Regions from separate parts of the Homo sapiens genome. Here region 2 is linked to region 1. Evidence: read pairs that join two places in POLR2A ChIA-PET (ENCODE). Cell type or tissue: IMR-90. All regions are shown on one strand. Links, peaks and the distances in the headings refer to the core of each region. The heading gives the core; the rest is flanking DNA.

What was found. ChIA-PET counts read pairs that join two places held together with the same protein. Peaks named below come from ENCODE experiments on the same cell type or tissue, not always from the same donor. Only the 100,000 strongest peaks of a DNase experiment are listed, where the experiment ranks them.
Region 2: POLR2A ChIA-PET joins it to region 1 with 11 read pairs; 5 of 35 experiments call an interaction of 5 or more read pairs at or near these places.

The regions. Positions count from the first base shown.
Region 1 is chr9:70,404,792-70,410,173 of GRCh38, reverse strand. All of the region lies in intron 1 of KLF9 (KLF transcription factor 9), which reads left to right. LOC124900273 (a long non-coding RNA gene) reads left to right here. Exons shown (of 2, transcript XR_007061576.1): 2 at 1,745-5,382. Among named protein-coding and RNA genes, the nearest start is that of KLF9-DT, 6.7 kb to the left of the region's middle. In IMR-90, for the core only: no CTCF peak of the experiment used is centred there; DNase peaks (open chromatin) are centred at 2,873 and 3,603; H3K4me3 peaks cover 504 bases; H3K27ac peaks cover 2,344 bases.
Region 2 is chr9:69,973,642-69,979,023 of GRCh38, reverse strand. No RefSeq gene overlaps it. Among named protein-coding and RNA genes, the nearest start is that of MAMDC2, 68 kb to the left of the region's middle. In IMR-90, for the core only: no CTCF peak of the experiment used is centred there; a DNase peak (open chromatin) is centred at 2,643; H3K27ac peaks cover 1,406 bases.

The DNA of each region.
Region 1 (5,382 bases), core at 326-5,325:
AGCAACAATTGGCTTGAACTGATCATGATATGGGGCAGTACCTCGTATTTTAATCATTTACAGGATCTCTTTTGGCATTTAAGTTTGCAACCTCTGCTTTGTTTAAGCCTCACTTTCTTAATCCACAAGGTAGGGCTACTATCCTCAAGTCACAGGTTCTTGTGCAAAGATAACATCTATAAAGCACTTGGTAGGGTTCCACACACAGTAACCCCTTGAGAAATGCTGGGTCCTGTGGTTTGTGTATAATGTACAGAACGTCACCTTAAAAATCAGGAAACACTGGATAAACTTATTTTTAAGCAGTATGTTAATTTACATTTTCAAATAGTATGTTCAGTTTGTTTTTCTTCAACCAGACCAGATCTTTTCAGGTGACATACCTCTAAAGTTTAAGCAGTGGATCCATTGTTAATCTAAAGAAAACAAAAGATGCAACAAATATACTATTTTTCCTGTTTCCAGACTTTTTGGACACTTTATGATGTATTTATTTGTACTGTTTCAGATTAATTTTAGAACTATTAGAGTATTTTATATGAAAATATATCAAGCATATTATTTGAAAATGTAATTAACATGAAGTTTATCCTAAGTCTCCTGACTTTGTGGATACCTTTCACATAGAGTATGGGCAGATTTTGGGGGGCGGGTGGTAAAGGCAGTGTTATAAGGAAACAACTACATTCTAATTCCAGCTCGGAAGTCATCAGAACAGGCTGATGTTGAATCATGCTGGGTTGATATCTGGATGACAGAAACCTTAGGCCTTGTTTCTGTGCCAGGTGCCATCTTATTCTCTTTTTGGAGGGGCTTAAGTCAGCTATCGCCAAGTGGTGACAATGGGTTGAGTTTGATAACACTGGTTATAGGATTCTGAAGATCAGAAAACCCCAAATTCCAACCATGACACCCCAGTTCTATGAAAAAATATTTTTCAGTATATATATATACATATATGTATATATATATACATATACATGTATATGTATACATATATATACATATATGTGTATATATATACATATACATATATATGTATACATATATACATATATGTATATATATACACATATATATACATATATGTGTATATATATACACATATATATACACATATATGTATATATATATACACATATATATATATACATATATGTGTATATATATATACACATATATATATATAGTGCAAAAGGAGGCTCACATAAAAAACCAGGAGAGGTGGGGGCTACAAAAGCCCGGAGTGGCGGCTTCTGCTCCTTAGCCTCTTCGAACACATTCTTGGGATCCTTGGCATACTTGGTGTGAGGGACCTGGATAGCCTCTGTAGTAGAAGTTGTCCTCCAATATGGAAAACAGATTTTTTTGGTCCCTCTAGGAATGTCCATCACTAGCCAACTCTAACTTAGGTGGGAATTTTGCTTAAAGGCATGAGGTTGCCCTGAGCTTCTTGCACTCTTCTCCCTTAATTACTGTAAAAGGTTTTGGAGTCAACTGTTTGGTCAAGGAGAGTCTGATGTCATCGGAGGTATCAGGAAAAACTCACTTCATTGCCTGGGAGGTGGGGCCTTAGGGACAGAGCAAGGCCTTGCCCTAGACTAAGGGGCCTTAGCTCACTGGGCTGCCCATTAAGTAGGCCCTGCCCAGCCCTTACCACCATCTCTTCTCTTCATGAGTGGAACGGAAGCCCTGTACCTGGATCCTTAGGGACACATTCTCTCTACCCCATTCTTCTTTCCAGAGGGCTCCCCAGAGTGATGTGGAATGGCATTTCATAACCCAACTTGCTTCATCCAACATAGATGTACAACTAGGCCTGAGTGGGGCTTGCACAGGTAACTGTTTCTCTACCCTTTTTCCATAATTGTCCCCTCCATTACTGATCCTCCTGCCTCAGCCTCCAGAGTAGCTGGGATTATGGGTGTGTGCCACCACACTCGGCTAATTTTTTGCATTTTTAGTAGAGACAGGGTTTCACCATGTTGGCCGGGCTAGTCTCGAACTCCTGACTTCAAGTGATCTGCTCACCTCGGCCTCACAAAGTTCTGGGATTACAGGTGTGAGCCACTGCGCCTGGCCTCCCCCATTACATTTTAATTCCACAGATACACTTGAGCTGTTTATGGACTATGCCCCATTCCGAAGGCGACAAATCGTTGTAATAGCTAAGACTTTTTTCACCTGTCACAGAACCAATTTTTGCCCCCTGGGAGATGATACTGCCTCACCCCACTCAGCAATAGGAGTGATATCAAGTATCCTGTTAGGGAAGAATAACAATCTATGCAAAAGGCTGCATACACATGGCTTCTAGCTATAGAGGATGGGTTTCTAAGGCTGCAAGGGTTTGCTATAGGGTTTGTTTCTGGGTTTTAGACAAGAGGGTAAAACTCCCTTGAATCAAGTGAAAGATGCCCAGACTGTTCTTCAGCCCCCAGCCCAAGCTCTCTGCAGAAATCTGACCCTGGGGCTGGAGGCTGTTAGGACCCTATAGCTCTTATTGCTAGTCACAAGGTAGGAGCCACCCAGTTGCCTTTCTTTCCTCATTTCCCATTTGTCCTGTGTCATCCTCCATCTATCTGCCCTAGCAAAGACAGTCGGGGGGCCTCTGAGAATCTTCTGCTGGCAAGATTACAGTTTCACGATAGAAAACATAAGTGGAGTCAAATTACAGAGTACGCACACTGTTTCCCTTGATTTTCCTCTCACATCTTCTGTGCGTGGTGAGAAGAGAGAGGGGAGGGGTATAAGTGGGTTCCTGGGTGAGAGAGGGAGGTACCAGAGTAAATACAGTGCCACTTGGATGGTGACACCCCATTACCTTCAGACACAAAGATGTAAGCTGAGGGAAATGAATTCTTGGATTCAGGGAAATGAATTCTTGGATTCTGAACATGAGGGTCAGATTTACATTCCTGTCTCAATTGTTGACGCTTATCCCAAGGACTAGTCATTCTGCAACATCTGTGGGAAATTCCCAGATTGAACTTCCCAGGGAGAAACATCATATGACATATTGGGAAAATGGCTGACAATGGTTTTCCTTAGTAAGTTCATTGAGAAGAAAAGTGGGCGGATGATTTCCCAGTCTTCACTCTTTCAGAAGCCCCTAAAACAATCTGACATGCTCTAGTTGGAGCCTGCTTTCTATCCCATCAGTTTGATTTCTGAATGCCTTATGATCATTAGCATTCTTCATTAAAAAAAAAAAAAGCTTTGTCGCATTTGTTAGTCTTGACTTCCAAATCTTCCGTGTTCTTTTTTTTTTTTTCTCTCTCTCTCTCTCTTTCCCTTTGGCTGTTCTCAGGCTTGGAGAAAAAGCTTGTAGCATGCCATTCCTTCCTCCACTGCTAGAATCCTCCCCCACATCCGACCCTCCCACCTTTTCCTAATGTTTCTCCAGCAAGCCCAGCGCCCACTGAAGAGCGTAAATTAGTGCCTAGTAATTGGTACAAAGGCACTTTCTGTTTCTATGCAACACACGCAGAAAGGAGGGGCAAAAGGAAGACGAAGAAAAAAACCCCACAGATGGTTAAAAAGGGAAAGAAGTGAGATCCTCTTTCAGTGGTCTTTGAGCAATCCTGGCTCTCTTTCTCCGCCCCACTTTTTGTTGAAAGTTAGTCACAGGCCTAGGCCTAACTCAGAGCACTTGGTGGCAGCAGTTGTTAGTATCAAAAGAATAGCACTTGGAGGTTGGAAGTGACCTTGGGAGGTCATCACATCCATCATTTTGTCTTTAAGAAAGCACATCCCCACCCTTTCTCAGAGAGATGGGGATTGTTCTCTTGAAATGTTTTGGGGGGACTTGAAGGGCTTTGAAGCACACCACCAGGTTTCAAAAGCTGCCTATCTGCCTTGACTAGCATGTGAGTGGTCATACTGTGTAATCTCCCAGAGCCTCACCAGCTCATGAGGGTACTAGGTAGTTGGAAGCATTTGTCAGCAGAAAATGCTAAAGCCCCTAGCTTCAAGCTTGGCTCTGCGGGTGCCTAGGAATTTTTCCTTCATTTTGAATTCTTTGCAGTACTTTCATTTGAATTCTTTCCCCCCACTTGCTCTCCTGGGACTTCAGTCTATGGTTAACATTTTTCTTTTTCACCTTAGTTTAAAGGGCTGCTTCATGGAATTAACCAAGTGAAAGGGCAGAGGTGGAGTGAGCTGGGGTGGCCTATGCCCTTTTTATGGGAGCAGCACTCTCTTTAACAGCCCAAGGCAGAGCTGCTGAGAGGTTTCCTACCACTCCCTACCTGGAATCGTCCTGAAACTTTAATACCTTTTTGATGCATTAAGGCCACGAGTAAACATTTGTTTTATCCCAGTGTCAAGCAGTCCCCTCAGCAAATAATAGGACTAACATTATTATTCATAAGAATGTGATCCCCCCTGAGGGAGTGAGAAGCACCCATTTTTTTTTTAAATACATGGGACCTTCCAAGGCCATTCATTGCCATGTGTGTCCAAAGCCTTTTTGATGGTGTGCCCGAAGCCTTCTCTTTTAATCTCAGTTTCTAGTGTGGTATAATTGACTTTGGAATCCTGAGATGAGAATTGAAGAACCTGGATCTGAAATCTAAAGGTTCTAGAGCTGAGAGAACCAGTTTGCTCACGATCTAAGCCAGAGCTGCTGCTGCTGGGCCTTTGAATTTGTTTATTTTTTAATGAAACTGAGAATGATCACAAATTTGAACAGGAGAAAGGAATCTAGGAGAATTTGAACAGGAGAAAGGCCAATCCTTAACTGGCCAGATTGAGTCTTTTTAAAAAGTGAGGACATTTATTTAAATAGATTAAAGTAAGAGACGGGAGCTTAAGCCATACAAAATTAGTGACAAGGATTTGAAATGCAGTCAGTGGTGTTATGTATTCAATGAAGTTTGAACATTTTTCCAAGCTGAGCCTCCGTCCTTGTGGAAGGGAGTATCTCCCAAAGGGCCTGACTTGAACCAAAGTGGGAACCAGTGGAATAGGCAATGGTCAAAAACACAAAAGTCTCTCTTGGGAGTTTTGGACATTTTAGAACCGGGAGCAAAATTACAGATCATCTTGGCCCAAAGAAATAGAGGGAGAAGAAAATGTTTCACCATCTCTGTCTTCCAGAGAGCTAGCTTTCATAAGACAGGCAGTTAGAAATGAAGAGTAAGGCCTGACCTATTTCATATTGAACAGTCAAACTGAGGAACTGGAATGTGAGGGGGCCTTTACCTTCAGTACAGAGACAGTAGATAGAGTCGTCAGAGCACAGGCTTTTGGGTCCTTCTGACATGGGTTTTTGAATCCTGTCTCCACCATTCTATTTATGACAACTCAGGCTCTACTTACCTTCTCTGAGCCTCAGGTTTCTCATCTGTAAAATGGAGCTCAGTAATTATATATTTATGA
Region 2 (5,382 bases), core at 308-5,307, 430 kb after region 1:
GTAATCATAGCCACTGTTAGCGTTCATTGAGCACTACAATGTGCCAGGAACTGTTCTAAGCACTTCATATATATATTTTATTTATTTATTTATTTATTTATTTTGAGATGGAGTTTCGCTCTTGTTGCCCAGGCTGGAGTACAATGGTGCAATCTCAGCTCACCACAACCTCTGCCTCCTGGGTTCAAGCAATTCTTCTGCCTCAGCCTCCCAAGTAGCTAGGATTACAGGCCTGCGCCACCACTCCTGGCTAATTTTGTATTTTTAGTAGAGACAGGTTTTCTCCATGTTGGTCAGGCTGGTCTTGAACTCCTGACCTCGGGTGATCCACCTGCCTTGGCCTCCCAAAGTGCTAGGATTACAGGCATGAGTCACTGTACCTGGCCCCACTTCATATATATTTAATGTATTTAATCCTCCTCACAACTTAATAAGGTAGATAATATTATTATCCACATTTTACAGATGAGAAAACAGAGGCACAGAGAGGTAAAGAATCATGCCCAAAGTTAAATGCCCAGGAAATTGAAGACCAGCATTCTGTCCCAGTCCTGGTTTCAGATCCTAAACACTTATCCACCCAGTCCACGACTTTCCATTGCATTGCCTCCATAACATTTAAAATCTCAGATCTATCCTCCAAAGTACAACTCTCATCCACTCTCTCATCCCACTTATGAGTGCTTGGAACCTCTGTGTTGTCTAAGAGGTAAGGCTCACAATCTTTAGACTGGGAATTCAAGAGCCTAGCCTTACCATCTGCCTCTGCCCATCCTGCCAATATGGTTTTCTCACATATTCTCCAATAAGAGCCCTCTCTTCTCACCAGTAGGTCTGTTCATTGGCCCTGGAAGACATCCTGCGTGTTTATATCTCCTGGACCCATAATCGCAGATATGGCTTCCAGCACCCGTCAGATTACACCATGTTGTGTACTGAACAAAACTGGGCATCAACTCCAGCAGCAGGCGGACCAGGGCAGATCTGAAGGCCTGGCTTCCAAAAATGCAACCCAAGGTTAAATTGTAGTTAGACTACACTCTTCCTAATTCAAATGCCATTCATCATCAACTAAAATTGCCAAGTATAGTTTTGTTCCGAAATCAGAATTCCTGTCATTCTATGCTGCTATACAGTACTGTTGCAATTTTATTTTAACCTAATGCCAAACTTTGCATAAGTCCCTTTTCAACTTTACCTTACTAGCTTCTGTCCATTTTTCTCCAACCTGGGAAGATCTTTAAAATACTAATTCATTTTACTCACATAATAACATGGTCTTATCCACAAATCTAATAAAGATATTATTTACCTAGCCATCTATGTTGTTTAATTAAAAGTATCTTAATAGTATTTTGCCAAAGATAGCAGGGAAGACTACTTTTTTCTCAAAATGGCTGTGATGCATTAAATCAACAGCCATATAAATTGTTGATGATCCAGCCTATGTTTGTTTATCTTGCCTGCATAATTATCATAGGATGTTTTATTTAAAGATTTGTTAAATTTTTTATTTGCAGGATACAGATATATTCCTGATAATAAGCCTAATGACTTTAAACCCAAGTCACCTTATTTGGAGATAATTCTTGGTTTATCTACACGTGTTTCTGGTGATTATCTACTTTTCTAAGTGCTTGAAAACCACCCACTTGTTTAGTAATCTAATCAAAAATTTTACTGGCAATTTAATACTAAGTTTGTGCTTACTATAACACCCCTTCTAAAATTAGAAGGTGCCCAGCTCCATCTTGGGTGCCTTCCCTCTTTGCAATCATTTTCCACTTGAGCCCAGGAATTTGAGACCAGCCTGGGCAACATGGCGAAACCTCATCTCTACAAAAGATACAAGTGTCAACTTATCTACAATTAGCCTTTGGGATGCTGCGTCTGCACAGATTTGTGTCACTCAGCCATGAATGACACATGTTACACTCAGCCTTCACTACGTGTGGCTTTCCTCCCAGATTCTGTTTCTGTTCTTTCTTTAATTTTTTCTTTTTTCTTTTTTCTTTTTTCTTTTTTTTTTTTTTTTTGAGACGGAGTTTTGCTCTTGTTGCCCAGGCTGGAGTGCGGTGGCATGATCTCGGCTCACCGCAACCTCTGCCTCCTGGATTCAAGCGATTCTCCTGCCTCAGCCTCCCGAGTAGCTGGGATTACAGGCATGCACCACCACGCCTGGCTAATTTTGTATTTTTAGTAGAGACAGGGTTTCTCCATGTTGGTCAGGCTGGTCTCTAACTCCTGACCTCAGGTGGTCCTCCCGCCTCATTCTCCCAAAGTGCTGGGATTACAGGCATGAGCCATCAAGCCGGCTGTTTCTGTTCCTTCTAAATCTGGGTTTGGTTGTACCCTAAACACACTCAGTTTCTTTAATGTTTCCTCAGTGAACTTCTCATTAGAATAACCCAAGATTACAGAGTAGGCATTTCTTTTCTAAAGCTACTTATCCTTCTTAAGTGATAGTCCCTTTTAGAAACTGACTATGGGCTCACTTCGCCTTTCTTAGACTAAAAAAAAAAAAAAAAAAATCCAATGGATGTGTCTGAACATGCCCATTTGTCCGTTTCTCTGCTATTACAAATTCCAAGGTGAATCAGTCATTTCCTCCCATGCTTCCCATACCTTCTGTTTCACCAACTGGCCTTTCCTTTTGGTCAGAATTAAGTGGAAGCTCGATTCCCTTTGTCCTCTAATCAGCTGTTCCACTTTTAGCAGTAGGAGCCTCCCAGCAGATGTTTGGAGAGTTTAAAGTCATGATATCACCGCATCACTATTATAGGACCAAACAGTCCTCACCCCTCCTCACTTCTCTGTGTCTTTTCATCTCTGCACACATGCTGCCATGCACAATTCTGGAGTTTTCCACCTGGCACTTTGTTAATATCTAGTGTTCAAGTTGAGTGGGAGGGCTGGGGCTGAGAAAGCTTAGAGCACCAGCTAGACATGGATCTAGAGATGTGTCAGTAAGTGGGGTCCAAACCAACCTTCAGGTCCTGGAAGTACATGAGTAAAGGACAAACCCTCTGACTTAGTTTAGGGGAACCATGTAGTTTCAGGGACCTAAACTGCACTCCAGCTCTGGCAGTAGAGCATGTGGCCGAGATTATGGCAACCATGACATTTGCTCCATAACCACAGTGATTAGTTCAGCAGTGAGCGCATAACTTCAGTCAGACTACTTAGAGAAAACCTCAGGACTCCTGCTGGGGATGTTGGGAGGGAGCTTCTCTTGCCTCTGAGGAGAACAGGAAGCCCATAGAGCTGCTTGTAGCCATCTTAGGACCACAAGAAAATTTCGTTTTAGATGAAGTCGACACCATGGAAGGGGAAACAAAAAAATGAAAGCAATCAGGTTCTTGATAACATCATTGAGCTATAAAACCAAGGGTTCCCTTTGGCCGGCCTTCCTTTGGATTTTCAGTTCCTCTTAATATGAAGCCCATATGAGTTGGGGTTCCTATTCAAAATATGTCCTTCCATTCCATAACCAGATCCAAAGTTCTGTTTCACCAAGTTGCAACAACAACCATGAGACTGGGTTAAAATACTAAATTTATTCATTTTTTAAAATTACCATTACTCTGTTTATTAAACCCAAGCCAAAAAAAGTCATTTTTGTTTGTTTTATTTTTAATAAAAAGAGACTTGGGAAAATGTATCATTTGGAAAATGTCAATAAAGAGAGACAAAGTTGCAAGATATACAGGATTGTTAAAGGAGCAGGTGTCAGGAACTAGCCATGACTACAGGGATTTGGGCTGAGATAAAAAGAAGACACAGAATTTTCCAAGAAATAGGGTTCAAAAAAGAAGGATGAGGTAACCTACGTCAGGGATGGAGGAATCCGATGAGTTCTCACTGATGTGAAAGACAGGGTGGGAAGGCCAAGAGGCCACCCATTTGCGGGCTGGTGGGAGCAGGGCCATGACTGGCTTGGTGTTCAGAATTGATAGGATGTTAGGTGAGTCAGAAAAGGACTGAAAGACTAAGAGAATAAAGAATGACTGGACGCTGAGAGGTGATGCAGGGAGAGAAGGTGAGTCTGGCAAAACTGAAGGAGTGGAAAGGTGGAGGCAACACCCTGTGATCAGAGTCGGCTCTGAGCTCCAGCCACTTAAGGACATGTTCATCTTCTGCTCCCTGCTTTGCCTCTATGAACACTACAATAAGTATGATGAATTATTCTCTCCAAATGCTGTATTTCCCTAATATGATCCCCCTACGCCCTTGTTTCCATGGCCTCTGTCTCAGTCTTAGGCACAAACATGTCATACCTGGGCAGTGGGTGGCAGAAACTGGATCATTTAGTCAAATGTTGATGGTATATGTGAAGTTTCATCCCCCTTCCCCTGCCCCAGCCACGTACATGAACATCCCTTCAGTCCTACAACCTCCACAAGAAAAAGCCTATAAAACATCTGAAGAAGCTTTATGGTTCTCTTCCCTCCCAATTCCATGTTACTCCATGGTAGGAAAAGCAACTTGTACAAACCTCAAAGGGCCACAGAGATTATCTACACCACTTCTCTACCTTTGAAATCGGTGAAACTGAGGCCCAGAGAAATACAGATACTCACACAGTCAGCTAGTGGTCAAGCTGGCATGAACACTGCAGTGCCCTGAGCTGTAGCCCAGCATCTGTCTCTCCACACAATGAGGGCCTCTTCATCTTTGGAATTCTCACCTCTTTTTACATCAAACAAAACTTGGCTTAAGACCCATGATTTGCCGGGTGTGGTGGCTCACGCCTGTAATCCCAGCACTTTGGGAGGCCGAGGTGGGTGGCTCGCCTAAGGTCAGGAGTTCGAGACAAGCCTGACCTCGGGGTCTCAAATAGAGACCCCGTCTCTACTAAAAATACAAAAACTAGCTAGGTGTGGTGGTGGGCACCTGTAATCCCAGCTACTCAGGAGGCTGAGGCAGGAGAATCGCTTGAACCCGGGAGGCAGAGGTTGGAGTGAGCTGAGATCACGCCATTGCACTCCAGCCTGGGCAACAAGAGTGAAACTCTGCCTCAAAAGACAACAACAACGACAACAAAAAACCCTCATTTATATCAAAATCCATCCTTGTTTCAACATGATTCCTGTGTTTGGGGTGTGTCGGAGGTCGGCGGTGGGGGGTGTATTTCAGTCTCTCTCCCCACTAGAGTAGAAGTCTCTCCAGGCATAAACCACCTCCCTGCCTCTCGCACTTCTCTGTCCATTTAAATCAGTCCAGTTCCATACCCCACCCTGGGACTATAAGTCCTGAAGAGACAGGGACTGTCTTACTAATCTTTTTGTCCTTGGGTCCTAGGAGAGTACCTGGCACACAGTAAGCGCTCAGTAAAAGCTTATCTGATAAAAACAGCTCTGTGTCCCAGCACAGGGGCTCGTG